Regions from separate parts of the Homo sapiens genome. Here all the other regions are linked to region 5. A link is a loop called in an ENCODE intact Hi-C map of the cell type or tissue named here. Cell type or tissue: CD4-positive, alpha-beta T cell. All regions are shown on one strand. Each heading gives the region's core, and the rest is flanking DNA. Links, peaks and the distances in the headings are about the cores only.

Evidence for each region. Peaks named below come from ENCODE experiments on the same cell type or tissue, not always from the same donor. Only the 100,000 strongest peaks of a DNase experiment are listed, where the experiment ranks them.
Region 1: a loop joins it to region 5, with 6 times the contacts of the local background. A loop is called at or near these places in 21 of 110 quality-filtered maps.
Region 2: a loop joins it to region 5, with 6 times the contacts of the local background. A loop is called at or near these places in 9 of 110 quality-filtered maps.
Region 3: it touches region 5 in a loop (9-fold over the local background); 95 of 110 quality-filtered maps call a loop at or near these places.
Region 4: it touches region 5 in a loop (6-fold over the local background); 25 of 110 quality-filtered maps call a loop at or near these places.
Region 6: it touches region 5 in a loop (2.4-fold over the local background); 15 of 110 quality-filtered maps call a loop at or near these places.

Annotation. Positions count from the first base shown.
Region 1 is chr15:59,526,478-59,531,372 of GRCh38, reverse strand. No RefSeq gene overlaps it. Among named protein-coding and RNA genes, the nearest start is that of GCNT3, 83 kb to the left of the region's middle. In CD4-positive, alpha-beta T cell, for the core only: a CTCF peak has its summit at 2,268 (motif pointing right); a DNase peak (open chromatin) is centred at 2,312.
Region 2 is chr15:59,245,065-59,249,959 of GRCh38, reverse strand. The region is part of intron 4 of MYO1E (myosin IE); the gene reads left to right. Among named protein-coding and RNA genes, the nearest start is that of LDHAL6B, 41 kb to the right of the region's middle. In CD4-positive, alpha-beta T cell, for the core only: a CTCF peak has its summit at 2,425 (motif pointing left); a DNase peak (open chromatin) is centred at 2,379.
Region 3 is chr15:59,490,164-59,495,058 of GRCh38, reverse strand. It overlaps FAM81A (family with sequence similarity 81 member A), which reads right to left. Exons shown (of 9, transcript NM_152450.3): 4 at 2,670-2,788. Among named protein-coding and RNA genes, the nearest start is that of FAM81A, 54 kb to the right of the region's middle. RefSeq lists an enhancer at 1,881-1,930. In CD4-positive, alpha-beta T cell, for the core only: CTCF peaks have their summits at 1,818 and 2,020 (motif pointing right); a DNase peak (open chromatin) is centred at 1,978.
Region 4 is chr15:59,135,870-59,140,764 of GRCh38, reverse strand. MYO1E (myosin IE) reads left to right here. Exons shown (of 28, transcript NM_004998.4): 27 at 2,398-2,567; 28 at 3,309-4,895. The coding sequence ends at 3,385. Among named protein-coding and RNA genes, the nearest start is that of MIR2116, 33 kb to the left of the region's middle. RefSeq lists an enhancer at 2,261-2,555. In CD4-positive, alpha-beta T cell, for the core only: CTCF peaks have their summits at 2,161 and 2,362 (motif pointing left); a DNase peak (open chromatin) is centred at 2,414.
Region 5 is chr15:58,978,509-58,983,403 of GRCh38, reverse strand. No RefSeq gene overlaps it. Among named protein-coding and RNA genes, the nearest start is that of RNF111, 6.7 kb to the left of the region's middle. RefSeq lists enhancers at 3,477-3,526, 3,917-4,016. In CD4-positive, alpha-beta T cell, for the core only: CTCF peaks have their summits at 2,669 and 2,869 (motif pointing left); DNase peaks (open chromatin) are centred at 1,373 and 2,863; H3K4me3 peaks cover 807 bases; H3K27ac peaks cover 681 bases.
Region 6 is chr15:59,042,507-59,047,401 of GRCh38, reverse strand. All of the region lies in intron 2 of RNF111 (ring finger protein 111), which reads right to left. Among named protein-coding and RNA genes, the nearest start is that of RNF111, 57 kb to the right of the region's middle. In CD4-positive, alpha-beta T cell, for the core only: no CTCF peak of the experiment used is centred there; no DNase peak of the experiment used is centred there.

The DNA of each region.
Region 1 (4,895 bases), core at 443-4,442, 550 kb before region 5:
AGTGGACAAACTGGTAAAAATGCCCAGGTAGGCTGGAGGTAGCTGAGAACCTTGTAGGAGGAAGAGGGAAGGTGAAGACTTACTAAAGACACCCGGCATTTGGTCCCGCCCAACATGGTTTGGGCAGCAGCACAGCAGCTGCTAGACAGGTAAACTCTAGGCCAGAGGGTTCCTGGGTGAGGCCAGAGGAAGTGATGGACCAGCAGGTGCCTGTGGCAAGGACAAGGGTCTGCTCTGTCCAGGACTTGTTCGCGGACACAGGGATGAGCACCTAGCACAATGTCGGGTACTCAAAAAGCCTTAGCTAGCCCTAGAGGGTATTGGTTTATTAGAACACGAGAGCCACACAGCACCAAAGGAAAAGCAGATAGGTGCTATGGAGAAACAGTGTGATAGCTACAGAAGCAAATTACTCTCCTTAAGCATTACGTCAGTTAGGGTCCATTCAAGAAAACAGAATCCTCCCTAGGTATTCCAAACACAGATAATTTAATAAAGGGAATTGGTCACCCACATTATGGAAACTGAGAAGCCAACCAGGAGATAATGAGTCATCCAGAGATTATAAGAGCAGGAAGCCCCTATTAGCCACGTGGCTGAAAGGACAACACATTGGCAACTAGATGGACATTGAATGCCTGAATCATAAATAGGCTTATTTTTATAAAAAATATTTAATAAGATGGCCAGGTGTGGTGGCTCACGCCTGTAATCCCAGCACTTTGGGAGGCCGAGGTGGGGGGATCACGAGGTCAGGAGTTTGAGACCAACCTGACCAACATGGTGAAACCCTGTCTCTACTAAAAATACAAAAATTAGCCGGGCATGGTGGCACTCACCTGTAATCCCAGCTACTCAGGAGGCTGAGGCAGGAGAATCGCTTGAACCCGGGAGGCGGAGGTTGCAGAGAGCCGAGGTCGCGCCACTGCACTCCAGCCTAGGTGACAGAGAGAGACTCAGTCTCAAAATAATAATAATAAGATGGCCAGGCGTGGTGGCTTACGCCTGTAATCCCAGCACTTTGGGAGGCCGAGGCTGGCAAATCACAAGATCAGGAGATCAAGATCATCCTAGCCAACATAGTGAAACCCTGTCTCTACTAAAAATACAAAAATTATCTGGGCGTACTGGCACATGCCTGTAATCCCAGCTACTCAGGAGGCTGAGGCAGGAGAATAGCTTGAACCAGGGAGTCAGAGATTGCAGTGAGCCGAGATCACACCACTGCACTCCAGCCTGGCAACAGAGCAAGACTCCATCTCAAAAAACAAACAAACAAGCAAACAAAAAGCAACAACAACAAAAAAAACCCAAAAACAAACCATATTTAATAAGATGTAGGTAAACTTTTATTTTTATTTATTTATTTTTTGAAACTAGGTCTCACTTTGCCACCCACGCTGGAGTGCATTGGGGTAGTCTCAGCTTACTGCAGCCTCGACCTCCTGGGCTCAGTGAGCCTCCCACCTGAGTCCCCAGAGTAGCTAAGACTAAATCTCACCTTGTTGCACAGGCTGGTATTGAACTCCTGAGTTCAAGTGATCTGCTTGCCTTAGCCTCCCAAAGTGCTGGGATTACAGGTGTCAGCCACAGCACCAGGCCAAGATGTAGGTACATTTTAAACATTAAAATCAGCTTTAAACAATTTTTGCTTAAAAATATATCTTTGGCCGGGCACAGTAGCTTACACCCGCATTCCCAGCACTTTGAGAGGCTAAGGCAGGCAGATCACTTGAGGTCAGGAGTTCCAGACCAGCCTGGCCAACATGGCAAAACTCCCTCTCTGCTAAAAATGCAAAAATTAGCTAGGAGTGGTGGCTCATGCCTGTAGTCCCGGCTATTGGGGAGGGTGAGACAGGAGAATGGCTGAAACCTGGGAGGTGGAGACTACAGTGAGCCGAGATTGCACTACTGCACTCCAGCCTGGGTGACAGAGTGAGACTCCGTCTCAAAAAAAAAAAAAAATCTTCTTTAACTTGTATTTTATCATTAAATACAGGCAAGAAGGCGGTTTGTTTTGGGAAAGGGCTGTTAATCACCTTGTTTTAAGAAACTAAGTTCCTCCCAAACTTAGTTCAGCCTATGCCCAGGAATGAACAAAGACAGCTTGGAGCTTAGAAGCAAGATGGAGTTGGCTAGGTCAGATCTTTTTTGCTGTCTCAGCTATAATTTTGCACTAGCGGTTTCATGATCTCCAAGGGCTCTTTTCCCGAGGCATTCCTTGGTTCTGGGTTCTCCCTAGTGAAACAGATTCCCTAGGAGTTTTCATTCTCTCCAGGTGGGGGCAGCAAAGGACAGTGAATCCCATGGGCGGGCCTGGTAGTGCTGTGGAGAGCTCCTCGCACTTCTCTGGCGGCTGGCAGTTAAGTGCTGGAAATCTGCAAACATCTTCGCTCCCCGCCCTCTCTTCCTCCATGTCTCAGAGGAGTCACACCTGCTCAGAGTCAGATCATTGCTTTACCTGTGGCCCAAGTCGGTTTAAAGAATAATTAAACTACAAGTTTGAAAATTAAACAAAGCATGGTAATTAGAAATAAAAACAGACCAGAGACCATCTAAAGCAATCAGATACCCCCAAGATAAGCTAATTATAAAAACTAAGCACTGAATTTAGCTCCAAATTTCTAGATATCAGGGCAGGGTCAGGATTAGGGTAAAGCAGCCTCAAATGCAAAAGGTAAGGAGAGGCCGGGTGTGGTGGCTCACACCAGTAATCCCAGCATTTTGGGAGGCTGAGTTGGGAGGATTCCTGGAGGCCAGGAGTTAAGACCTGCCTGGGCAACATAGTAAGACCCCATATCTACAAATTTTTTTTTTAATTTTAATTAGCCAGGCATGGTGGTGCACACCTGTAATCCTAGCTACTCAGGAGACTGAGGCTGTAATGAGCTATGAGCTATGATCACACCACAGCTTCCAGCCTGGGTGACAGAGGGAGACCCTGTTTTAAAAAAAAAAAAAAAAAAAAGTGATAAGGAGAGGGGAAGACCAAAACCTCAATAACCAAGTAAATCATATTTTAATGTAATATTTCTAAAAATCAAAATTAAAAAACCCTCACAAAAAATATGTCCAATTTTTGCATAAAAACATGTATATAGAGAGAAATACTTTGTCTTTTGCCTCAATTCCAAAATGACACCACATAGCACAGTCAGATCTGGTCTTTAGTTAAGATTTGATATTTTGTTCACCTGGAATTTTTTTTTTTTTAGACAGAGTCTCGCTCTGTTGCCCAGGCTGGAGTGCAGTGGCACGATCTCAGCTCACTGCAAGCTCCGCCTCCCGGGTTCGCATCATTCTCCTGCCTCAGCCTCCCGAGTAGCTGGGACTACAGGCGCCCACCACCACGCCCGGCTAATTTTTTGTATTTTTTAGTAGAGATGGGGTTTCACCGTGTTAGCCAGATGGTCTTGACCTCCTGACCTCGTGATCCGCCCGCCTTGGCCTCCCAAAGTGCTAGGATTACAGGTGTGAGCCACCGCGCCTGGCCCTGTTCATCTGGAATTTTTTAGTATTAATGGTGATCTTTTAAAATATTACATTAAAATATTGTAATCTTAGAGTATTTGGTGCCCCTCTAAATTTATCAAGGTGAATGCCTCACTGTGACTCACCTTCATCCCAGACCTGCGAGGGGCCCCTCACTAGGGAGCATCAGAATCCCTGGACTCCCCTGGCCAACAAGCCCTTGCCAGGCATCCCACATGCCCAGGATGCCCTAGGGCAAGCCTGGCAGACCCACAGTTCACAAGACACCACCCCATCGGCCTTGGGCTGGCTCTTCCCCCTGCATCCGGTGCCAGCCACCAAATCCTTCCCAACACAGTGCTCCAGGCACCTCTATCTACTGATCAGAACTGACAGATGAGATAAAAATCTTTTTTAAAAAATTTATTGTGGTAAGGACATGTAACATGAGATCTACCCTCTTAACGAAGTTTTAAGTGTATAACACATGGCTGTTGACTATAGGTGCAATGTTATACGGCAGATCTCTAGAGTTGTGTTTTGTTTTGTTTTGTTTTGTTTTGTTTTTTTGAGATGGAGTCTTGCTCTGTCGCTCAGGCTGGAGTGCAATGGCATGATCTCAGCTCACTGCAACCTCTGCCTCCCAGGTTAAAGTGATTCTCCTGCCTCAGCCTCCCGAGTAGCTGGGATTACAGGTGCATGCCACCACGCCTGGCTAATTTTTTTATTTTTAGTAGAGACAGAGTTTCACCATGTTGGCCAGGCTGGTCTCAAACTCCTGACCTCAGGTGATCTACCTGACTTGGCCTCCCAAAGTGCTGGGATTACAGGCTTGGGCCACCATGTCTGGCCAGATCTCTAGAGTTTATTCATCTTGCTTAAAGATAAAATCTTAAAAATAAAGACCTAGGAAATTATTCTAACAGGGACAACTGACATAATATTGTAGGAATGAGACTGGAGAGGATTTCCAGCTCCAAAGCTCATTTTAGGCTGACAGATGATGGTGCAGAGCTGTAGATAGGGCTGTGTATTAGTCTGTTCTCATGCTGCTAATAAATACATACCTGAGACTGGGTAATTTATAAAGGAAAGAGGTTTAATGGACTCACAGTTCCACATGGCTGGGGAGGCCTCACAGTCATGGCGTAAGGCGCATGAGGAGCAAAGTCACGTCTTACATGGCATCAGCCAAGAGTGTGTGTGCAGGGGAACTCCCCTTTATAAAACCATCAGATCTCATGAGCCTTATTCCCTATCACGAGAACAACAGGGGAAAAACCGGCCCCCATGATTCAATTACCTCCCACCAGGTCCCTCCCAAGACACATGGGAATGATGGGAGCTACAATTCAAGATGAGATTTGGGTGGGGACACAGCCAAACTATATCAGGCTGTACGTTGAAAGAGTGAGGTAACTATT
Region 2 (4,895 bases), core at 249-4,248, 270 kb before region 5:
GAACTGGTTTTGGAACTCTTCCTTCCAAATAATGTTGGAGAGGAGGAAAGGCAGGGAAATCCTGTTCTGGGTGGAAAGGCCAAGTTTGTAGCCCCTGACACTGGATGGGGCAGGTGCTCCATCTGTTAGGGGCCGAGTTGAATGGTGCCTTTTAAAATGTGTTTGTGAGCAGAAAACAAACGAAAAAACCATTTTCTTGGAGGCTGGAAGAGAAGCCTGCTCCTCATGCTAAGGGATTCTGGCATGGCTGGAAAGACTAGGAATCTTTAGTGTCATTTAATTAGGAAATAAAAAGTGAGCGATGACCTAATTTCTATGGTGGTGTTTTAGACTTCCACCTCCCAGTTTCCCTGGTGTGACTTTGTCTAAATGACACTTTAGATGGCATAATGCAGCCCATAAAGGCGGCGTTTCTAGTTTCCTGTCAGTCTTACTCATATTTTCCAACGCAGTGGATACGGTGACAGGATGGACAGGCACCTGACCATTTCAAGACTAGAAATGAGTGTAACAAATCGGATTTTTTTTTTTTTTTTGAGACAGAGTCTTGCTCTGTCACCAGGCTGGAGTGCAATGGCGTGATCTCAGCTCACTGCAACCTCTGCCTCCCAGGTACAAGTGATTTTCTTGCCTCAGCCTTCTGAGTAGCTGGGACTACAGGCACCTGCCACCACACCCAGCTAATTTTTTTTGTATTTTTAGTAGAGACTGGGTTTCACCATGTTGGCCAGGGTGGTCTTGATCTCTTGATCTCGTGATCCACCCGCCTCAGCCTCCCAAAGTGCTGGGATTACAGGCGTGAGCCACCGCGCCTGGCCACAAAGTGGATTTTGAAAGAAATAAATCAAGGAAGGAGACGTGCTGCTTTCTCAAGCACAGGGCTCCATGGAAGCCTAGGTCCATCTACAAACTTGATTTGTCAAAACAGCTGGAGTTGAGCAGCCTTGGGTAGACTGACTTGCCAAGCAAACTCACAAGGAAGTGTGAATCAGACCCCAATTCATTATTGCATAGGCAGAATTCTGCCTGTGGACAGCCGATTATGTGCCCTGGAACACAGTCCACGAAGGGAGCTAGATTACCACGAGAACGCTGGATAGAGGGGTGAATTCTGAGCGAAGGGATGATCGTATTTGCTAAATCAGCTCACAGCAGTCACCTCTATCTGAAGATGTGAACACATGAACTAAGGGTGTTGCTCTAGTCTGCAGAACAGTCTTTTTACTTGGAGAAAACCCCCCATCTCTGCTGTTTACTTTCCTGTCCTGACTCTGCTGTAAGTCAACCCCCTTTCATTAACCTACACTCTCTCCTGCCAAGCCCTGATGTCTATTAGGCCAACTTCTAGTAAGGAATAAACACCTGGGGTTGACCTTGGATATTTCCTATGCCTTCCTCCTCAGCCCACTGGCAGACAAATCAGGAAGAGTGGCTTCTATGGATGCTAACTTTTTTTTTTTTTTTTTTTTTTTTGAGATGGAGTCTCACCCTGTCGTTCAGGCTGGAGTTCAGTGGTGTGATCTCGGCTCACTGCAACCTCCATCCCCCCGGGTTCAAGCGATTCTCCTGCCTCAGCATCCCAAGTAGCTGGGACTACAGGCGCCCACCACCTTGCCTGGCTAATTTTTTTGTATTTTTAGTAGAGACAGGGTTTCACCATGTTGGCCAGGCTGGTTATGAGCTCCAGACCTCAAGTGATCCACCTGCCTTGGCCGCCCAAAATGCTAGGATTACAGTTATGAGCCACCGCACCCGGCCTATAGATGCTAATTTTATCTACCATGCCTTGTGTTCACTAATTTATCTTTTTTTTTTTTTTTTTTTTTTTTTTTGAGACGGAGTCTCATTCTGTCACCCAAGCTGGAGTGCAGTGGCACACTCTTGGCTCACCACAACCTGTGCTTCCTGGGTTCAAGTGATTCTCTTGCCTCAGCCTTCTGAGTAGCTGGGATTACAGGGGTGTGCCATGACACCTGGCTAATTTTTTGTTTGTATTTTTTAGTATAGAAGGGGTTTCGCCCTGTTGGCCAGGCTGGTCTTGAACCCCTGACCTCAAGTGATCTGCCTGCCTCAGCCTCCCAAAGTGCTCTGATTATAGGCGTGAGCTGCCATGGCTGGCCTAGGTTCACCAATTTAACTTTCTAGGGATAAGTATTTCTGATTCCTGAATTGCCTTACTAGTTCAGTGGCTCTACAGATATGTAGGCTCCACCTCCAGAGATTCTGTTTCAACTGATTTGTGGTGGCCTTGGAGCATTAATACCTTTTTTCAAGCTCCCCCAGCTCACTCTGCTTAAAAGCCAGGGCTAAGGCTCTTGAAATCCTGATTTCAGGTCACCTCTTGCTGTTAGCACCATCAGACCCCGCAAGATAGACTTCCTGAGTGCCTGCCCTCTGCTGGTTGCTTTCGTATAGGTTGTCTCTTAATCCTTACCACTCTGTTGGCATTGTTTTTTGAAGCTGCATCTAAAAAATGAGGCTTAAGAGAATTCCAAGATCCAAAACTAGTAGATGGCAGAGCCTCTATTTGAATTTAGCCCTGTCTGACTTCAAACCTTATGCACTTTCTTTATACCTATTAGCAGTGATGTCTCTCTAGGTCTCAAATTTCCCATATTTTAATGGAGATGTAATAGCTACCATATACCATAGGACAGAGGTCAGGACAGGTTCGCCAGGTTAGTTACCCCTGGACTTGAGCTCCTAGGATTAAAGTCTCTCACTCTGTCCCCACAAATACAGGTGCTTTTTTATTTTAGTTTTTGAAAAAGAGTCTCGCTCTGTCACCTAGGCTGGAGTGCAGTGGCACAATTTCAACACACTGCAACCTCCGCCTCTCAGGCTCAAGCGATCCTCCCACCTCAGCCTCGCGAGTAGCTGGGACCACAGATGCGCACCATCATGCCTGGCTAATTTTTAAATTTTTTGTAGCGACAGGGTCTTCTTATGTTGCCCAGGCTGGACTCAGGTGCTTTTTAAAACTAACCCTTTGTCATTGTTGGCCGTGATGCTCTCTGCATACCCAGGAGGATGATGATTGGGCTTGTCATCAACGGAGGATAAATGACGCACAGACTTAGTTAACAGAAGAACATGACCTTATTGACACATTAGCTTTGATTTCTTACCAAGAGGTGAAGATGCATTTATACACCAAATGGCCATACCTGGGCAGTTTCTGTATTTTACCTGACTTGTTATCCAGTGGATTTGTCTGGGGGCCAGAGCTCAGTCTTCCCCTTCTTTTCATGGTTCTCTATGGCCTATTTCTATATTATAGCAGGCCTCTGAGCAGAGACATGATAGCACTGACACCTGGTTCAAAAAGATAAGGTTATTGGTAGAAAAGAGATGGGATGTTGAGGGAATATGGAAATCTATTGCAGCAGTGAGGGCCTGACCTGAGTTAGAAAGGCGAGGAGGAAGCCGACGTATGACTTTCAGTAAGCCTGTAAAGAAATAAAGGAATGGGCAAGTGTGAAGGTAGACTCTGGGCAGTGCCAACAGAAAAATGCAACAGCAATAGCTACATTAGCATCATTAAGAATGATAGTGAAGCTGGGCATGGTGGCTCACGCCTGTAATCCCAGCAGGTGGGCAGATCACCTGAGGTCAGGAGTTCGAGACCAGCCTGGCCAACATGGTGAAACCCCATCTCTACTAAAAATATAAAAATTAGCTGGGTGTGGTGGCAGGCACCTGTAATCCCAGCTACTTGGAAAGCTGAGGCAGGAGAATCACTTGAACCCAGGAGGCAGAGGTTGCAGTGAGCCAAGATGGCACCACTGCACTCCAGCCTGGATGACAGAGCAAGACTCTATCTCAAAAAATAAAAAAAGATTAAAAATTTAAAAAATTTAAAAAAAGAATGATAATGAGCACCTGAAGGCTTGGTAGGTACCTGTGAGCCCAGTAAATGAGCCACCCATATCTGCTTAGCTCATTAATCTGTTCTCCAAAATCCAGAATTTGGATTTGTGCATTAAAACCACATATGTGATACCTTTGGATGTCAAGAGACATCTCTGCAAATCTGTTTAACAAAAAGGTCATGATGTGGTAAAGGAAGAACTGGCAAGCTTTGTTCATGATCTCTACCATCTCTCCATCACCAGACAAGATCTTGACAATGTGGCCAGAGGCATTTCTGAAGCCCTTGCCAACTGACCCATGGAGAATCATCGGGCCTTGGAGAACATTTATGTGGCAGTTTTATTGCTGCCATCAAAAGTGAATTCTTATCACTTTTGGCCTAAATCAGCTCTTGCACCTTAGGCTGTTTAAAAAATATGATGTCAATTGGAAAGCATCCCATTTGGTGCTGTTTCTACTTTTTTTATTTGAAGTATCCTGACGCAGTTGTTTTCTGGTGAGTAGACCATCTGTCCTAAATATATCCAATACCAGTTTGCAAAGTCTTTGTCAGGTGCATCCTGCATAGAAGCTAAATAAATACTTTTTTAAATAATAAATAGAGGCGAGAGATATTTTGAAGGTACATCAGTGGGATTTGCTGACTGATTGAGTAAGAGAGTTTTCATAGAGGAAAAGGAGATAGTAGTCATCACTGGAGCTAAGATTTCTGACCCGTGTGCTTCAACATATATTTTAGATTTGAAATATGTAATTTTTGCAGTAGTAAAGATAAAAGGGAAAAATTCCCAGTGCCGCTCATATTTGGCTCGTGGGTCTCTCGTGCTCTTTGCTGTGGCACCATCAGGTGTCTCCGGATTCTCAAGCTATCTTCCTGCCTTTGATGTATTTCAGGAACCTTTTATTATTAGCATGGGGACGCTTTTCAGGGCTCTCCTGAGTTGCTGTGGGTCCACCCAATTTCTTGTTTATCCCAGCAGCACCGGCCTTTGACCTCGCCATCCCCCTGGCCTGGCTTTGGG
Region 3 (4,895 bases), core at 370-4,369, 510 kb before region 5:
CTTATATAGTTAGATCTCACTAAAGGTGTTCAGAGAGAGAGAGGAGAGAGAAAGGAGGCTATGTATCGGGCCTTCAGGTCTGATCAAGTCCTGTTTAGAACACGGTATGCCACATGAGCTAAATGTGTATCTCATCTTTATGGAGAACTTGCCTTTGCCCTTCTGAGCTGGATTTACAGGGGAAAAAAATCAAGGCCCATTTGCTACTAATTACATCACCAATGGACACATAAAAACTATAAAATTAAATATGAAATAATATAGCAACCTAGTGTCTTAAGAATACCACTTAAAATGTTCATACCCCTCCAATACAATTACATAATCAACACAAGAAAGCCAAGAAACTTTTCCAAAGAATTTTTATTTCACATGAATTCATTTCAACAATCAAGTCTCATCAGCATTCTAATATAGCCAAAAAAACAAAGCAAAAATATTTAGTACTCATAACAAACACTTTTGATGCCTTTAGAGTGAAAGTTTTTGTTACAGGGAAGCAACAAGTTGAGTAGAGAAGTTGATAAGAAACTGAAGAATATAAGATTCCTGAAAGTATTTCAAAATAATTTTTCTACTTTGTATTAGAACCAGCATCATAAGGACAATGCCACTGCTCTTGCCCCTGAGATGATAAAGCCACCACTGGTTGCAGGCCCTTTTCATCGCATGCAGGGCACCAAGCCTCTCACATGTATTCTCCCACTTGATCTTCATCCGCAACTCAAGCGGCTACGAAGATCCTCAGAGTCCTCCTAAAGTCCCTACTCTGTCCTATAGCTCGCAAGTTCTTCTAACTCCCTGCTGTTCTGAGAGGTATCACAGAGCTGGGATTTCTTTTAAGCCGAAATGCATAAACAAGGAGTCAAGGTTTTCCAGTCCTATTATAGTGAGTTTCCAGGTCATTTCTTCATCCAAATTGATGATGAATGTTGAGTATCTACTGTTTTCCAGAGACCGTTCCAGGCACTTAGCTATAGACAGGTAACATATCTGGAATCCCCCTTCAACATAGTAAAGGTAGCAGAGTGAGGAAGACATTGGAGAGACTCAATAGAGCAGTGAGTGCTAGGAGAGCTCTATGGAGTGGGGGTGTCAGGGAAGACTCCCAGAGGGGGTGACACTTCAGCTGAACTTTAAAGACTGAAAAGAAGTTAGAAAAGAAGGAGGAGGCCGGGCGCGGTGGCTCACACCTGTAATCCCAGCACTCTTGGAGGCCGAGGTGGGCGGATCACCTGAGGTCAGGAGTTAGAAGCCAGCCTGGCCAACATGGTAAAACCTCATCTCTACTAAAAATACAAAACTTAGCTGGCCGTGGTGGCGAGTGCCTGTAGTCTCAGCTACTCGGGAGGCTGAGGCAGGAGAATCGCTTGAATCCAGGAGGCGGAGGTTGCAGTGAGCCGAGATTGTGCCACCGCTCTCCAGCCTGGCAGACAGAGTGAGAATTGTCTCAAAAATAAAAAGAAAAGAAAAGGAGGAGGAAAGGCATGCTAGGTACGAGAACAGCATGTACAAAGGTGGAGCAATAGAAGAGCATGGTTTATTCAGGGACTAACAAAAAAGTTGATCACTGCTGAAAGGTACAGTGCAAGGGTAGAGAGAGAAGAGGGAGTCAACAGGGTGTCATCACCAAGGATCACACTAAGGAGACTGGAGTTCATCCTGATGAGGACAGAAAATCACAGAAGGAGAGTGATCAACCTGTTCCCCATCCAATCCATGCAGCCCTCTGCTATTATAGACAGATCTTTACCCAGCAGACTCAAACACACATGTCCAGCATTCAAGGCCCTCGACACGTTGTCTGCACAAAGACACCCTAATACTACTCCTCCCTGCTCCAGAGGCCTTGCATGCAGGAGGTCCTTGTTCTTTCTTCCACCCGACTCCATGCAGACCACCCTCATTGCCACCTCAGGCTGACGGGAAGTGCCATTTGCTCCTCAGCTCCGGTGCTGATATGCATTAATGTGCTTGGCTCTTAGGCCCAGCAGAGGGCAGAAGAGGCCCATAAATACTTCGGACAAATTTGTCCCAGCCAGATAAAAATAGCCCTAGACACAGTCCTGGTACAGTGCTTCCCGGACTTTCCCATGCATATGAATTCAGGGATCTTGTTAAAATGCAGATTCTAACTCAGTAGTTGCAGGGTGGGCTGGAGACAGTACATTTCTAACAAGGTCCCAGGTGCTGTTGAGGCTGCTGGTCCATGCAGCACACTTTGAGAAAATAGCACTTTTCATACTGAGAAGAAAGATCTTTTTTCTAAGTTTCCAATCTTTCCCAGACCAATACTTTCCGAAAATAAAATAAAAATGAATAACAGGAAAAATTAAATTTCCAAAATGACATACAAACTATCTCAACTTTATATTTTCGGATTCGATAAACTTAGTATTTACCCTATCAAATTACAAGGTCAGCTGAGTGAGTTCTCCCATCATTTCTTCCCAGGAAGACAACACCAATTGCGTAACAAAAGAAACCCATGGCACCCTCACAACCAGGTTTAACTCCTACCACTGGATTTTATGGCCAAAGCAGGGAGGGAATGTACTAAAGGAATGCAAGCCATTTGCTTTGGGGCTTCATTAATATATTCCCCACTATAATGGAGTTTATAGAAAATGGTTTTTGATGAGCAGAGACCCCAACATTTGAACACCTACCTTGCCACTCTTCCTCGAAGATCTCCCAAACCGGAGAGCTGGCGCATCTCCAGGGTCTTTAAGGCAGAATTAGTTCCATAGCTAATGTTGTCCCGGGCACGAATCTGCTCCTGGAGTACCTGGGCAACATAAAAAACACTAAGGGAGTCATCTAAGAATTCACGTGCTTCCACAAAAGCATTTTATACTTTTGGCAAAAATAAGAATGTTTAACTCAGTCTTTCATAAGAGACTCCTTTTCAACAGTCACCTAAGGCACACTTAAACAGAGAACTAGGGGGCCTAGACAGAGAGAGACCTTAGAGGCTCCTCCCAGAGCAAGTCCCTTTATTTACCATTAAAAACTAAGTTCCTTTGGTTTTAGTATTTCTTCCTTAGTAATGAAGCCACTTTCTTTTTCTTTTTTCTTTTTTCTTTTTTTTTTGAGATGGAGTCTTGCTCTGTTGCCCAGGCTGGAGTGCAGTGGCACAATCTCAGCTCACTGCAACTTCTGCCTCCCAGGTTCAAGCAATTCTCCTGCCTCAGCTTCCCGAGCAGCTGGGATTACAGGCATGTGCCATCACACCTGGCTAAGTTTTGCATTTTTAATAGAGACGGAGTTTGTGTTAGTAGAGATGGGGTTTCGCCATGTTGGCCAGGCTGGTCTTGAATTCCTGACATCAGGTGACACGCACACCTTGGCCTCCCAAAGTGCTGGGATTACAGGTTTGAGCCATGGGCTATTTTGATACAGGCATGCAATGTGTAATAATCACATCAGGGTGAATGAGGTATCCCTCACCTCAAGTATTTACTGTTTCTATTACAAACAACCCAATTATACTCTTTTAGTTATGTTTACATGTACAATTAAATTATTATTGACTACAGTCACCCTGTTGTGCTATCAAATACTAGATCTTATTAATTCTAACTATTTTTTAATGCCCATTAATCATCCACATTTCCACCCCACCCCCCACTATCCTTCTCAGCCTCTGGTAACCATCATTCTACTCTCTATCTCCGTGAGTTCAATTGTTTTAATTTTTAGCTCCCACAAGTGAGTGAGAACATGCGAAGCTTATCTTTCTGTGCCTGGCTTATTTCATTTCACTTAACATAATGACCTCTCGTTCTATCCATGTTTTTGCAAATGACAGAACCTCATTCTTTCTTACGGCTGAATACACTCCATTGTGTATCTGTACCACACTTCTTTATCCATTTGCCTGTTGATGGACACTTGGGTAGCTTCCAAATCTTGGCTATTGTGGATAGTGCTGCAATAAACACGGGAGTGCAGATATCTCTTCCATATACTGATTTCCTTTCTTGTAGGTATATACCTAGCAGTGGGATTGCTGAATCATATGGTAGCTCTGTTTTAGTTTTGTGAGGTACCTCCAAAGTGTTCTCCACAGTGGTTGTACTAATTTACATTCCCGCCAACACTGTATGAGTGCTCCCTTTTCTCCATATCCTTGCCAGCATTTGATATTGCCTGTCTTTTGGATAAAAGCCATTTTAACTGGGGTGAGATGATATCTCATTGTAGTTTTGTTTGTTTGCTTTTTGAGACTAAGTCTCACTGTCACCCAGGCTGGAGTGTAGTGGCATGATATCGGCTCACTGCAACCTCCACCTCCTGGATTCAAGCGATTCTCATGCCTCAGCCTCCCAAGTAGCTGGGATTACAGGCATGCATCACCATGCCAGGCTAAATTTTTTTTGTATTTTTAGTAGAGATGGAGTTTCACCGTGTTGACCAGGCTGGTCTGAAACCCCTGGCTTCAAGTAATCCACCCACCTCGGCCTCCCAAAGTGCTGGGATTACAGGTGTGAGCCGCTGCACTCAGCCAATATCTCATGTAGTTTTGATTTGCATTTCTCTGATGATCAATGATGTTGAGCACCTTTTCATATACCTGTGTTTGCCATTTCTATGTCTTCTTTTGAGAAATGTGTATTCAGATCTTTTGCCCATTTTTTAAACAGATTATTAGATTTTTTTCTTATAGAGTTGTTTGAGCTCCTTATATATTCTGGTGATCAATCCCTTGTCAGATGGAGAGTTTGCAACTACGTTCTCCCTCCACTTTGTTCTTCTTTTGATGTGCAGAAGCTTTTTAACTTAATTTGATCCCATTTGTCCATTTTTGCTTTGGTTGCCTGTGCTTGAGGGGTATTTCTCAAGAAATCTTTGCCCACTCCAATGTCCTAGAGAGTTTATCCAATGTTTTCTTT
Region 4 (4,895 bases), core at 410-4,409, 160 kb before region 5:
GGCAGTCAGTGTTCCCCCCAGCCACCCCTTTGTGATCCAGGTTGTTCATCAGCACCCCATGAACATCTGTCATCACAGGACCTGGGCAAGGCCAGCAGGCTGTGGCTCCTGAGAGCACAGCTCAAAACTGGGTGTGGTTGTTCTTTCCAGAACTCAGGCCCCAGGAAGGCCCTCCCTTTTCCTCCTTGCTCCTGTAGGTGTGAATGATGTGCACAGACCTAACAGCCAGCCCCACCCTGTTGAGGTCCAGCCCAACTTCTTGAGGGAGAAATCTTAAGTTTGTTTTGTAGGGAAATGAATGTAGCCTTTACTTTGGTTTGTCCTTAAGCGAAGTGGAAAAAAAGAAATGTTCTCCATGTTTCCGTTTTCCTTTTTGTTTTTGCTAAATGCTTTTTATGAACATATTTAATAAATGTTTCAGGTATAAGTGTAAAGATCTCACTAAATAGGAACAAGTTGAACTTACACACCTTTGAAAGAATGTATGAATGGTGACTTAAGGCAGCATAGTATATAGGAAGAATAACTTTAAAGCTAGAAGATCTGGATTAGGGTTAGAGCACTGGAGTTATTTTTAATAATTATGACAGTGGGGTGAAGGGAGTGTCACTGGTATCCAGTGGGTAGAGGCCAGGGATCCTACAGGGCATAGGACAGCCTCCCGCACCCACCCCCATACACACACACACACACACACAACAGAGAATTCCCAGCCGCAAATGTCAGTAGTGCAGATGTTGAGAAACTGCTCTGGATAAACTCTTGTATAAGAATATTTACAGCAACATTTTTGGAGGGGCAAAGGGGAGCTCTGAGGGGTAATAATGAAAGAATGGGAAGGAGACCTGAGGAGTAATAACTGATTGATAAAATGAGAGGGAAGTCTGTGGATTAATAATGAGGGGGTGGGAGGGAAGATTGTGGAGTAATGATGAGGGTATGAGGGAAGTCTGCAGAGTAATAATGAGCAGGTCGGAGGGAAGTGTGAGGAGTAATAATGAGGGACGGGAGGGAAGTCTGAGGAGTAATAATGAGGAGGTAGGAGGGAAGTCTGCAGAGTAATAATGAGGGGTAGGAGGGACATCTGTGGAGTAATAATGAGAGGGCAGAAAAGCCTGTAGAGTAATAAGGAAGGGGTAGGAGGGCCGTCTGCAGAGTAATAATGAGGGATGGGAGGGAAGTTTGACAAGAAATAATGAGAAGGTGAGACGGAAGTCTGAGGAGTAATAATGAGGGGGTAGGAGGGATGTCTGCAGAGTAATAAGGGGGTGGGAAAGAAGTCTGCAGAGTAATGAGCGGGTGAAAGGAAAGTGAGGAGTAATAATGAAGGGGTGGGAGGGAAGTGTGAGGAGTAATAATGAGGGATGGGAGGGAAGTGTGATGAGTAACAATGAGCGGTGGGAGGTAAGTGTGAGGAGTAATAATGAGGGGTTGGGAGGGAAGTCTGAGGAGGAATGAGGGGGGTGGGAGGGAAGCCTGAGGAGTAATAATGAGGGGGTGGGAGGGAAGTGTGAGGAGTAATAATGAGGGATGGGAGGGAAGTCTAAGGAGTAATAATGAACTGGTGGGAGGGAAGTCTCTGGAGTAATGAGGGTGGGTGGATAGATGGGATGGGAGTAGACAGGAGTGAGGTCTGAGGCATAATAAGGTTGTGAATGGGGAGCAAATCTCATGGCAGCATTTTTTATAATAGTGAAAACTGGAACCATCCCAAGTGACCATCCACAGTGCCCTGGAGAAGTAAACTGTGACACACTCACTCGCGCAGTGGTGTAGTATCAGGCAGCAAGGGTGAAGGAACGATAGCTGCAGGCATCAGCAGGGCACGTCATCCAGTTGTTGAGCATGTGACCGTGGAATATGATTCCTTTCATACAGTTGACAGTCGGACCACAAATATTGGCTAGGGGTATTTACATGTGTGGCAAACTGTAGAGATGAGCCAGAGAATGGTTAATACAAACTGTAAGGTGGTGGTAATCTGGGGGGAATGCAGTGAAGGAGAAATGCCTACAGGCTTCTGTGGCACCTGCAAAAGTTCCATTTCGAAACTTGAGGAAGGAGGGACAGATACCTGAATGTTCCTGATTTAAATGTATGGGTATACTTTTGACACTTTTTTATGGATATGTGTCTCCCACATTTCCTTCTATGCTGGGGACACAGTGACAACAGCAGCTAAGGTTTTTAAGAGCTATGTGCATTTGCAACAACCTTGTCAGAAAAGTTACTTTTATTCCTCAAGTTTAAAGACTGCACCCTGGGCCACATGTCTTCTAAGGATGGAGCTGGATTTGAACTTGAACAGGCCAGTGCCGGCCGCCATGCTCCAAACCACCGTTCGGTGCTGCTGCCCCCTGTTGGGGCCCAGTCTCATCTGCTCCACTCTCTCCACAGGGTCAGGAGACAAACAACCAGTCGGCCTCCCCCAGCAGGGGGCAGACCCAAGCCCCAGCCCAAGCCCAAGCCTCAGGTGCCACAGTGCAAGGCTTTGTATGCCTATGACGCTCAGGACACAGACGAACTCAGCTTTAATGCCAATGACATTATTGATATTATCAAAGAAGGTAAGTGTGTGGCTGGTTGGCTGGGACAGCCTCCCAAAGAGCATGCAGTCACATTGCTGTAAGATCTAGTGTGAAAATGAAAAGAATTTATGGGCTCCTCAAACTGCAATTTGTAGAGGCAGGTCAGGCCTCAGGCTCAGTCTGATCAAGACACCAGCTTTTTTAATGCTTCTTTCAGCTCTGCCCCCTTATTTATATTCCCTCCCTTGTCAAGCTGTTTTTCTTCATGGTAGCAAAACGGCAGCAGCAATTCCAGGCCAACATATCAAACCATGTCTGAAATGTGCATCATCTCTGAAACTTCTGTTCTTAGTCATTGGACAAAAGTCCTGACTTTTATTCTGATCAGACCAAATTAGCCATGTGTCCATCCCTGAACCAACTTCAGTAGCAAGACAAAGGCTGTACCCTGAGAGGATGAGACCTGGTAGGGGCTGTCCCCAGAAACGGGGAGGTCTGTCCCACCCACACTTCCTGGCTTCTTCATAATGAAAGTGGATGGAGTGGAAGCCAGGAAGACAACCTTGAATATCCATTATTAAAGCAGTCCATGGGCTTGGCTGAGTGCTTTATTAATTTGGTAGATATCTTACTTTTTTCAACAAACTTTTTGATTTAAAGAACAAAGGGAAAACAACATGGATGGAGCCAAATCACTTGAGCCCATGGGAGCGGAGTGTGTGTGGCTGGGGCAGAACAGACTTTCTCATCTTCACTTCCACCACCTCTCTCTCCCTGCAGATCCTTCTGGCTGGTGGACGGGTCGACTACGAGGCAAGCAGGGCCTGTTCCCCAACAACTATGTGACCAAGATCTGAGGTGCCCGTGACTCTGACACATGGGGCAGAGGAGCTCCAGGCACAGACCAGGGGAGGGGATATTTAGGGGCTCCCCTTACAATCCACAATGAGCAATTGCTTCTCCAAGGCCTGGAGCTATTCTGGTACCTTCCCCATGGAGGACACTGAAAAGGCTGGGTTGGGGACAGGGAGTATCACTCCATAAGTGATCCTAAAAGGTAGCCTCTTCATAGGAACCCAGGAGGACAAAACCACCATGCATTAAGATTTATTTATTGTATTTAAACCTGGTGAGAGGACAAGTGAGGTCTGCTCAGACCTTGTAGGCTTCTATCAAAACAGCACCCTGCTTGCTCACCAGGCCTAGAGAATGGCTGTAGGTGGCCGCTGACAAGTGCCTTTAGTTGAAGAGCACATTTCTTTCATCTCTCTTGTCCATACCTGATAGACACATTCCTCTCTGCCACCTTCCTTCAGGGAGGACCCGCCCTCTGCAGACTGGGCTTAGCGTGAGCAGGCACTTCCCATGTACGTGCCAAGGGTAAGCTGGCCTGCTGAGCCCAGGGCGACAGAGGGGCACTGGTTTACACTTTGCCGGGACCATCAGGGCCGCCAAGCAGGTCAGGGGCTGGGGGCTGGGGGCTGGGCTGCTGGCTTTGCTTTCTCTGGGTCTTCAATTAGAATGTGGCTGGCCCATATTGGTTTGTGTTTAAATGCTGTACTTACTACAAGAAGGATCTTTTTTCAAGCTGTACATTTATAAAAACAGATCATATACTGTATATATAAAAATCTTGAGATGGTAGAAACATGTATGAATGTACTAAGTAGTATTCCACTGTACTCATTCATAAGGTAGGTTTTCTTACAAAACTCACACCAGGTACTTAAAGATGTGCTCTGCTTTTTTCCAACTACGGAGTGTCACTGCTTTCTAGGTCAGTCCCTGCAGACTCTTCTCAACTCTTTCCCTATAGGAAACTTACTCCGCGTCCTGCCCCCACCTCCTAAATAAATAAAGGAATCGGCGAACACCTTCTTCTTTTATGACATTTGTTATGGGTTGAATTGTGTGCCTCCAAAGAAGATGTTGGAGTCCCAGCCACCAGTACCTCACAATATGACCTTATTTGGAAATAGAGTCTTTATGGAGCAAACAAACAAAACTAATTAAAATGAAGTCATTAGAGTGGGTCTTAATCCAATATAATGGTGTCCTGATGAAAAGGGGAAATTTGGACACAGAGACCAACATGCCAGAGGAAAGACCATGTGAAAAGGCAGGGAGAAGACAGCCATTCACAAGCCCTGGACAGAGGCCTGGAACAGATTCTCCCTCACACCCTCACAAGGAACCAGCCCTGCCCACCTTGGTCTTGGACTTCCAACCTCCAGAACTGTGAGGCAATACATTTCGCTGTTTAAGCCACTCGGTTTGTGGTAGTTTGTTACGGCAGCCCTAACAAACTAAAACAATGTTTTCTTGCCATAATAGTGAAAAGCTGGAATCAGTGTAATGCCCATCAAT
Region 5 (4,895 bases), core at 609-4,608:
ATTAAAAGGATCTCAGAGATGAACTAATCAGAACACTTCGTGATTCAGAATATTTTATTTTCTTCTTGGCATATGAAGATATCACTGGAACTTAAAACTGAAAGAAAAGTGCTATAGACTCCATAACTGCTGATTTAGTTGAGGTAGCACAGTTCTCATTAAAATTTTCTATATGGGCTGGGTGTGGCGGCTCATCCCTGTAATCCCAGCGCTTTGGGAGGCAGAAAAGGGTGATCACCTGAGGACAAGAGTTGGAGACCAGCCTGGCCAACATAGTGAAACCCCATCTCTACTAAAAATACAAAAATTAGCCGCACATGGTGGCAGGCACCTGTAATCCCAGCTACTCAAGAGGCTGAGGCAGGCAATTGCTTGAGCCCAGGAGGTGGAGGTTGCAGTGAGCCAAGATCGTGCCACTGCACTCCAGCCTGGGCAACAGAACAAGACTTCACCTCAAAAAATACGTATCTAGATAAAAAATGATTTCAGGCTATGTGATTGGAAAGAGACTATTTTTAAAGATTATATATGTAGCATATACTACATATAGTACTATATAATCTTTATTATATGTACATAGAAACAGATAGATAGTAATTAGACACAGCCCTTTATCCTACTAAACTGTTTTGCAATCAATGCAATCATAGATTCTGAAAAATTGAGGAGCTATTTAGCAGAAGGATAACCTCAAAAGACAATACCTTTGTGATGAGTACTTATCAACTAATAAATTTACAATTTTCTTTGGAAGGCAACTTTCAAGATATATTTGAAATATCAAGAGGCCAGGCGCAGTGGCTCATGCCTGTAATCCCAGCATTTTGGGAGGCCGAGGTGGTTGGATCACCTGAGGCTGGGAGTTCGAGACTTGGCTGGCCAACATGGTGAAACCCCGTCTCTACTAAAAACACAAAGAAATTAGCTGGGCACACGCCTGTAATCCCAGCTACTTGGGAGGCTGAAACAGGAGAATTGCTTGAACCCAGGAGGCGGAGGTTGCAGTGAGCCAAGATCATGCCGAACAGAGCAAGACTCTGTCAGAAGAAGAAGGAGAAGGAGAAGGAGAAGGAGAAGGAGAGGAAGAGGAAGAAGAAGAAGAAGAAGAAGAAGAAGAAGAAGAAGAAGAAGAAGAAGAAGAAGACGACTCAATAACTAATACTATCTCTGTGACTCTGTTTCTAAAAAACAGAGGTAACAAATTATGGACTAACCAGGGGACACAGAATGCCTGGAATTTTGCAGATGAGCAAAACTTCAAATATCATGATATGTTTCTGGTTATCAGGCCAAATTCTGGGCATGTCTGAGGCTCTCTCATTCTGTGAAAGTATATTTTTAAGATAAAAGTGTAGAAAAATGAAAGTGAAAGCTGCCATTCACCATTGGTAATGTAAGCCTAGAACCACAAGCAAGGATTTCCAACTGACTGATAACCATTCTCAGAAATAGTTTAGTCTTTTAATTACCAATATTTTTACACACTTGGTTAAAGTTAGTCAGAGGTTTACCAGTGAGCATTTTCATTAAGTTGTTGTTAACTCTTGAAATGCTTTTGCAATGTCGCTTTTAAAATTCAGAATTTTTAATGCGCTCACCTCTATTAGCAATCTTTTTTACAATTACAAGTTTCTGGCCAGGTGCAGGGACTCACATCTGTAATCTAAGTGCTTTGGGAGGCTAAGTTGGGACAATCACTTGAACCTAGGAGTTCAAGACCGGCCTGGGCAAAATAGTGAGGCTCCATCTCTACTAAAAATCCAAAAAAATTAGCAGGACATTATGGCATGTGCCTGTAGTCCCAGCTACTCAGGAGGCTGAGACAGGAGAATCACTTGAGCCTGGGAGATTTAGGCTGCAGTGAACTATGAACACGTCACTGCACTCCAGCCTGGGTGACAGAGTGGGACCTATCTCAAAAAAAACAAAAGTTTCTGATCATTGAAAAGTTAGACTGGATAACCTCCAAAGTGCCTTAAAGTTCTAACATTTCATATTTTGCTTCAGACCTAATTAGATTTATGAGAACGCTATATTACAATTTCAAGTGTGATTTACATACTGGCTACTTAGTTGCAAATTCAGAACAGGAAGTAAAGACACTTTGATGCATTTGCTTGTTATTATTTACAGATCATGCAAAGTTTTCCAAAATCATTTAAAAGTTTCTCTAAACTACATTAGTATTAGTTTTAATTGCACAAACTAATACTTGATTATGATTTTAAGTTACAGGATTGCAGAGACTGTGCTTTGCTCAGTTGAAAGATTATATAGTACATTGTTCTCAGGAGGCTGAGGCAGGAGGATCACTGGAGCCCAGGTACTCAGGGCTGCAATGTGCTATGAACGTGACTGTGAATAGCCACTACACTCCAGCCAGGGCAACACAGTGAGACCATGTTTCAAAAAAAAAAAAAGAAAGAAAAAAATTATTATACAGTACATTAAAAACACTGATATATTGGGGGACTGTTCAGAGATAAAGATATAGAAGAAGAAGAAGAAAGAGAATAAAATGAAAGTGCCCATGTGCTAAAAGGGAATTTTAAAAATTTATTCGATAACTTGAATCCAAACACCTTTAGCAGTCAGGGCTTCTGATAAGATTGTAATTATTTTTGACTTTTGACAGAACATAAATCACTATTATGCAACAGAAATTTGTAAATATTAGAGATTTTAGTTTAATATCTTAATTTTAAAATTTGCTTAAGTATTTTTAAATTCTGAAAATATCAAGTGATTAAGGTTGACAATCACGAAACTCTGAAACCCAATCTATTTAAATTATACCGATAAGAAAAATCTATTTTCAAACCGTTCACAATTTAGAATTGAGTTAAACTAGGAAAGAGTGCCACCTACTGAATCAAAATTGCTTAAACATCTCAACATTAAGTTCATTTTGCAAAACCTGTAAAGCTCTAGCATTTTTTTCCTCAAAGATGTACGTTTAAGATAATCTTCATACAGCAAATATTGTTTTATTTAATGAAATTTTCTTTTTCAGTAGCAGATAACAGACTAGACTGGCCACAGGTGTTTATCATCCCAACATCACCCTGACAAACGAGAAAGGAATTAAAAACGTACAAAACACAAATGAAAATGGGAGAAGGTCATTAGCAAGCAAGTTATTCCACCTAATATCTGAAAGATAAAAATCAGAGGACTAGTGATTGTTATAGCAAAGTATCAAAGCTACACCAGACCGGGCAGGGTGGCTCACGCCTGTAATCCCAGCACTTTGGGAAGCCAAGGCCGGCGGATCACCTGAGGTGGGAAGTCCAAGACCAGCCTGACCAACATGGTGAAATCCCATCTCTACTAAAAATACAAAATTAGCCGGGCGTAGTGGTGCACACCTATAGTCCCAGCTACTCAGGGGACTGAGCCAGAAGAATCGCTTGAACCCGGGAGGCAGAGGTTGCGGTGAGCCAAGATGGAGCCATTGCACTCCAGCCTGGGCAACAAGAGCGAGACTCCGTCTCAAAAAAAAAAAAGCTACACCATTAACTACTGTCAAAGAAGGCTGCACCAACAAGCAAGCTGCTATGCTTTGCAGAATACAAGACAGGCTATGGACTCAGGCCAAAGGCAAGGGAGGCCAACAGTAAAATGTAGAAATGAAACCAGAGGAGATTAATCATAAGTCTCTCTGGGCACAATCCCGTGAAACCTTTTCACCTCTCTCTCACCACATAAAGAAAATGTGGCATCTAGGCTTTTAAGTCCTAGGCTAAAAACAGGAGCAGGGAGTTCTGTAAAGAAACACATTGAAGTAATTGAGAAGAACCAGAACAGCTGGTGAGACAAGCAGTGATAAATACTTCACATTCTAAGATGTATAGGCCCCACCTGCCCACACATGCCTGGTGGTAGGCAGCACCCTTCCACACAGACATCACACTTAGGGTTTTCTTGGTTTTGGTTTTGGTTTTTTTTTGAGACAAGGTCTTGCTCTGTCGCCCAGGCTGGAGTGCAATGGCGCCATCTCGGCTCACTGCAACCTCCACCTCCCAGGTTCAAGCGACTCTCCTGCCTCAGCCTTCCGGGTAGTTGGGATTACAGGTGTGCACCACCATGCCCAGCTAATTTTTGTATTTCTAGTAGAGATGGGGTTTCGCTATGTTGCCAAGGCTGGTCTTGAACTCCTGGCCTCAAGTGATCCACCCACCTTGGCCTCCTAAAGCATTGGGATTACAGGTGTAAGCTACTGCGCCCAGCCACATTTAGTTTTCATAAACTTTTTTTTATTGTTTGTTTTTGTTTTTGTTTTTTGAGATGGAGTCTCACTCTGTTGGCATGGAGTCTCACTCTGTTGCCAGGCTGGAGTGCAGTGGCGTGATCTTGGCCCATTGCAGCTTCTACTTCCCAGGTTCAAGTGATTCTCCTGCCTCAGCCTCCTGAGTAGCTAGGACTACGGGTGCACACCACCACACCTGGCTAATTTTTGTATTTTTAGTAGAGACAGGGTTTCAAGTCCAGGTTTCAAGCTGGTCTTGAACTCCTGACTTCAGGTGATTCGCCTGCCTTAGCCTCCCAAAGTGCTGGGATTACAGGCATGAGCCACTGTGCCCAGCCGATAAACGGTTTTTAAATGACAATAGAGAATGGAGATAATTCAAAAAACATAAGAGGGAAAATATTTTAAACTCTCTAATATCCTCAGAAATTAAAAATGATACTGCATTCTTACAATAGGAAAATGATGTTATTTTTTAAAAAGGAAGAAAGAATCTTTAGAGATTAAAATACGATTCCTGAAATTAAAATTCAGTAGAAGGGTTAAAAGATAAAAGAAAGACAATATTCCAGCATATAAGACAAAAAGAAAAATAAATGTGAAGGAAAGGATAAGAGAGATAGAAGTCCAACCCTAGAAGTAAAAT
Region 6 (4,895 bases), core at 510-4,509, 64 kb before region 5:
CACCTTAGCCACCCCAGTAGCTGCGACTACAGGTACCTGCCACCATGCCCAGCTAATTTTTAAATTTTTCATACAAATGAGATCTCATATGTTGCTCAGGCTGGTCTCGAATTCCTGAGCTCAAGTGATCTTCCTACCTTGGACTCCCAAAGTGCTAGGATTATAGATGTGAGCCACCGTGCCAAGCCTAATTTTATTAGCCACTTTGGTGAAATGTCTATTCTTCTGTCCATGTTTAATCTGAGCTTTTGGTCTCATTGTTGAATTATAAGAATTCCTGGCCAGGCATGATGGCTCATGCCTGTAATCCCAGCATTTTGGGAGGCTGAGGTAAGTGGATTGCTTGAGCCTAGGAGTTCAAGACCAGCCTGGGCAACATGGCAAAACCTCGTCTCAACAAAAGCTACTCCGGAGGCTGAGGTGGTAGGATCACTTGAAACCAGGGGGCCGAGTCTGCAGTGAGCCGAGACTGTGCCATTGTACTCCAGCCTGGACAACAGAGTGAGACCCTGTGTCTCAAAATAATAATAATAAAAAATAAAGAGTTCCTTATATATCCTGAATACAAGTCTTTTCTCAGATATACTATTTGCAAATATTTTCTCCCAGTCTGTGACATGCCTTTTCATTTTCTTAATAGTGTCTTTTGAAGCACGAAAGTCTCTAATTTTAATGTTCAAATTGGCAACTTCTTTTATGGATTGTGATTTTGGTGACATATTTAAGAAACCTTTGTCTAACCCAAGGTCACTGAGATTTTCTCCTATGCCTTATTCTAGAACTTGTATCATTTAGTTCTTACATTTAGGTCTATGATCTACTTTGTTAATTTCTGTGTCAGACAACAGGTAAAAGGTCTAAATTTATCTTTTCTGCATATGAATATACAATACTCCAAAGAACAGAACAGGCCAGGTACAGAGGCTGACGCCTGTAATCACAGCAATCTGGTAGGCTGAGGTGGGCAGATCACTTGAGCCCAGGAGTGCGAGACCAGCCTGGGTAACATGGTGAAACCTCATTTCCACAAAAAATAAAAAATTAGCCAGGTGTGGTGGCATGTGCCTGCAGTACCAGCTACCCAGGAGGCTGACGTGGGAGGATCACCTTAGCCCTGGAGGCTGAGGCTGCAGGGACCCCTGATGGCGCCACTGCAGTCCAGCCTGGGCAACAGAATGAAATCCTGTCTCAAAAAATTAAAGGGAAAAAAAAAAAAAAGCAGCAAATAGGAGCAGACACTGGTAAATAACGGAGATAATGAAAGATTATCTGATTTACAGAAACGTTTTAAAAATTACTTAATAATATTGTATTTATATTCTGGAATATTTGCGAAATGTTATTATCAATTAGAAAACATAACATTTATTAGGAGTTATGAGATGTGAAAATATTTGAAGTGGTTTTTAAGTCCTAAAGATTACACACACAGACTGAGGTAAAATGCATTTTTAACAGTGCAAATATATCTTACAGGCAGAAAAACAACAAAACAGTAGCACCCAAGTGGCTATTTAAAATAATATTGTAGATTGAATTTCCAAATTATTTTCCAACTCTTGCTTCATAATCATAAACACAATGCAGCTTAAGGTAGAAGTACAAAAGGAACCTTGAGATATTAATCCAGCTAACCATTGACTTTGCAGACATGTTACTTGTTAATTAACTCAAATTATTAAATATGGAATTAAGTATGGTGGTAAAAGTACATTTAAAACTAAAAGCATTATGTATCAACGACAAGTCATATTTTTTAAAAAACTTTCCTTATTTCAACCCATAAACTGGGCATTACCAATTCGACATGGAGAAAAGTTATATCTATATGTCAACTTCATTTATGATTTTTCTCCATTTATCTGTATACAAAATTTCTTTTAAAACCTGTTTTTAAAAAGAGGAAAAACTAAGGCCGGGCGCAGTGTCTCACGCCTGTAATCCCAGCACTTTGGGAGGCTAAGACGGGCAGATCACAAGGTCAGGAGATCGAGACCAGCCTGGCCAACATGGTAAAACCCCGTCTCTACTAAAAATGCAAAAAGTAGCCAGGTGTGGTGGCAGGTGCCTGTAGTCCCAGCTACTCGGGAGGCTGAGGCAGGAGAATCACTTGAACCTGGGAGGCAGAGGTTGCAGTGAGCCAAGATCGTGCCACTGCACTCCAGGCCTGGGTGACAAGAACAAAAACTCTGTCTCAAAAAAAAAAAAAAGAGGAAACACTTAAAAAAAAAAACTGTAAAAAATAAGCTAACATTATCGAACACCTTTTACATGGCTTATGTAACATTTTGAAACCTCAATGATAAATGATACAAAGCTAGCTTTGCTAATGCATGAAAATTCAATTTATATAACTTTTTATGAATACAGAGATTATGTAACTAAAAGTATAAAAATAGCTTGCTTAGGCACTCTTATTCTATTGCTTAAACATCATTATTTTTCTAAAAAGGACTTTATGCATAACTTGAACATAATACATAAAAATTATATAACTAAAGCATATTCACAACAGGCAACATTTTGGCATCTACAATCCAGTGTTTTCTAAGATAAGTTATTTAAACCAAAATTTTAAAAGGGAAACATTTCAAAAATTATAAAGTTAATCTTATTAAATAGCACGACTTAAAAGAAAATCAAGAGAATAGGTCACTTCTTACTGGGTCAACTTTATTTTCATTTTATCTTTTACATTTAGAAATACTAAAGGATAAAAAACGAGTATGGCTAAGACAGTGGTAGGACTGTGGGTGATTTTCTTCGAATTGTTTTTTTTTTAAGGTTAGTTAGGTTGTTTATAGCTTTTAAAACATCATGAGAAAAATAACATATTTCTCTGGCTACCAGGCCAGAAAGAATATGAGTAGTACAACAATGATAACAAAAACAATGGTTTCTCTGCGAGAGTTCTTTATAAACTCTTCAAAGCCCATTTCTATTTCCTGGTAAGAGATCACAGATTCTCTTGGCATCAGCAATAAGCAACGTTAGCCACTATACTCACTGATCACCTTAGTCTCTCTGTGCCTTAAGACTGGAATGATGCTAACAATAAGAAGAGTTTCCATGGCCAGGCGTGGTGGCTCATGCCTGTAAACCCAGCACTTTGGGAGGCCAAGGCAGATGGATCACCTGAGGTCAGGAGTTTGAGACCAATCTGGCCAACATGGCAAAACCCCGTCTCTATTAATAATACAAAAATGAGCTGGGCATGGTGATGTGTGCCTCTAATCCCAGCTACTCATGAGGCTGAGGCAGGAGAATCGCTTGAACCCGGGAGGTGGGGGTTGCAGTGAGCCGAGATTGCGCCACTGCACTCCAGCCTGGGCGGCAAAAGCGAAACTCTGTCTCCCCCCACCAGAAAAAAAAAGACAGTTTCCAATCTGTGAGCACAAACTTTGTGCCACATATAGTATTATGCATGTCTAGCCTCATCAAGAAACTGAAGCTTAGAAAGTTTAAGTGACTTGCAAGAAAATAAGCAACACTTAAAATTCAAAGCTAATTCCAATTCTAAAGCTCATATTCTTTTCATAAATGACACCATGGTACCATACCTACTAAACATGTGGGTGCCTAGTTACTATCAAAAGCATTTTCCTGCTACCAGATGCTTTTGCCACTGCTCTCGTCTTTTACAGTCACAATTAAAGTTACTGAAGGTATAAGCAAATGACTCTACTTTGGGACTCCTCTGTTGGTATCTTTCCAACAGAAATGAAAACATATATGTACACAAAGATTTGTACCCAAATGTTCACTGTAGCATTTTCACAATAGCAAATACCGGAAACCATTCAAAACACCCTTGACCTCTACCTACCTACAGGAGCCTGCTCACTAGCCTTATAGATGTCGTATCTCATCTTCATGACTAATGGCAGTGCAGAAACACAAGCAGGACCAGGGCCCAGCCAAGGAATAAATCACTTAAACAATTCCAGCCAGTTGCAGTGGCTCACACCTGCAAGCCCAGCACTTTGCAAGGCCAAGGCAGGCAGATCACCTGAGGTCAGGAGTTCAAGACCAGTCTGGCCAACATGGTGAAAACCCCGTCTCTACCAAATAATAAAAAAATCAGCTGGCTGAGGTGGTAGGTACCTGTAATCCCAGCTGCTTGGAAGGCTGAGGTGGGAGAATCACTTGAACCCTGGAGGCGGAGGCTGCAGTGAGCGGAGATCGCACCACTGCACTCCAGCCTGGGCAACAAAATGAGACCCTGTCTCAAAAAAAAAAAAAAATTACTAAATTGTACACTTTAAATGAATGAATTTTATAATAGTTAAAATGAATTTTATAGTAGTTAATTATACCTCAATAATTTTTAAAAGAACATAAAACGCTCTCTGCAAGATACAAAACTAGACATCAACAAATGAAGACATCCCATATTCTGGAATACAAGGACTCAAAATCCCAAGATGTCAACTCTCTGTAATGTAATCTACAAATGGAATCCCAATAAAAATACCATCATAGACCTCCCCACCCCCAAACACCTCCATGTAAACAAACTGATTATAAAGTTCACTTGGAGGAATAAACAAACAACAATATCTAGGAAAACATTAAAGATTTTATAATTAAAAGAGTGTTCTTCCTGTACATGGACAGACAGAGCAATAAGACGGAGTAAAAACTCCATAAACAGGCCCAAATGCATGTGGAAAATTTAACATGTGACAAAGGTAGCATATCTCAAGTCAATAGGAAAAAGATGTTAATGACTGGTTTGGGGACAACTGTATAGTCACATGAAAAAAAATTTGGTCCATTTTTCCTATTATACGTAAGGATAAACACCAAATGGATCTATGCTCTAAATGTTAAAAATGAATTAAGTACAAGGACTGGGGGGAAATGGGCTAATTTTGCTAGAACTTTGGAGTGGT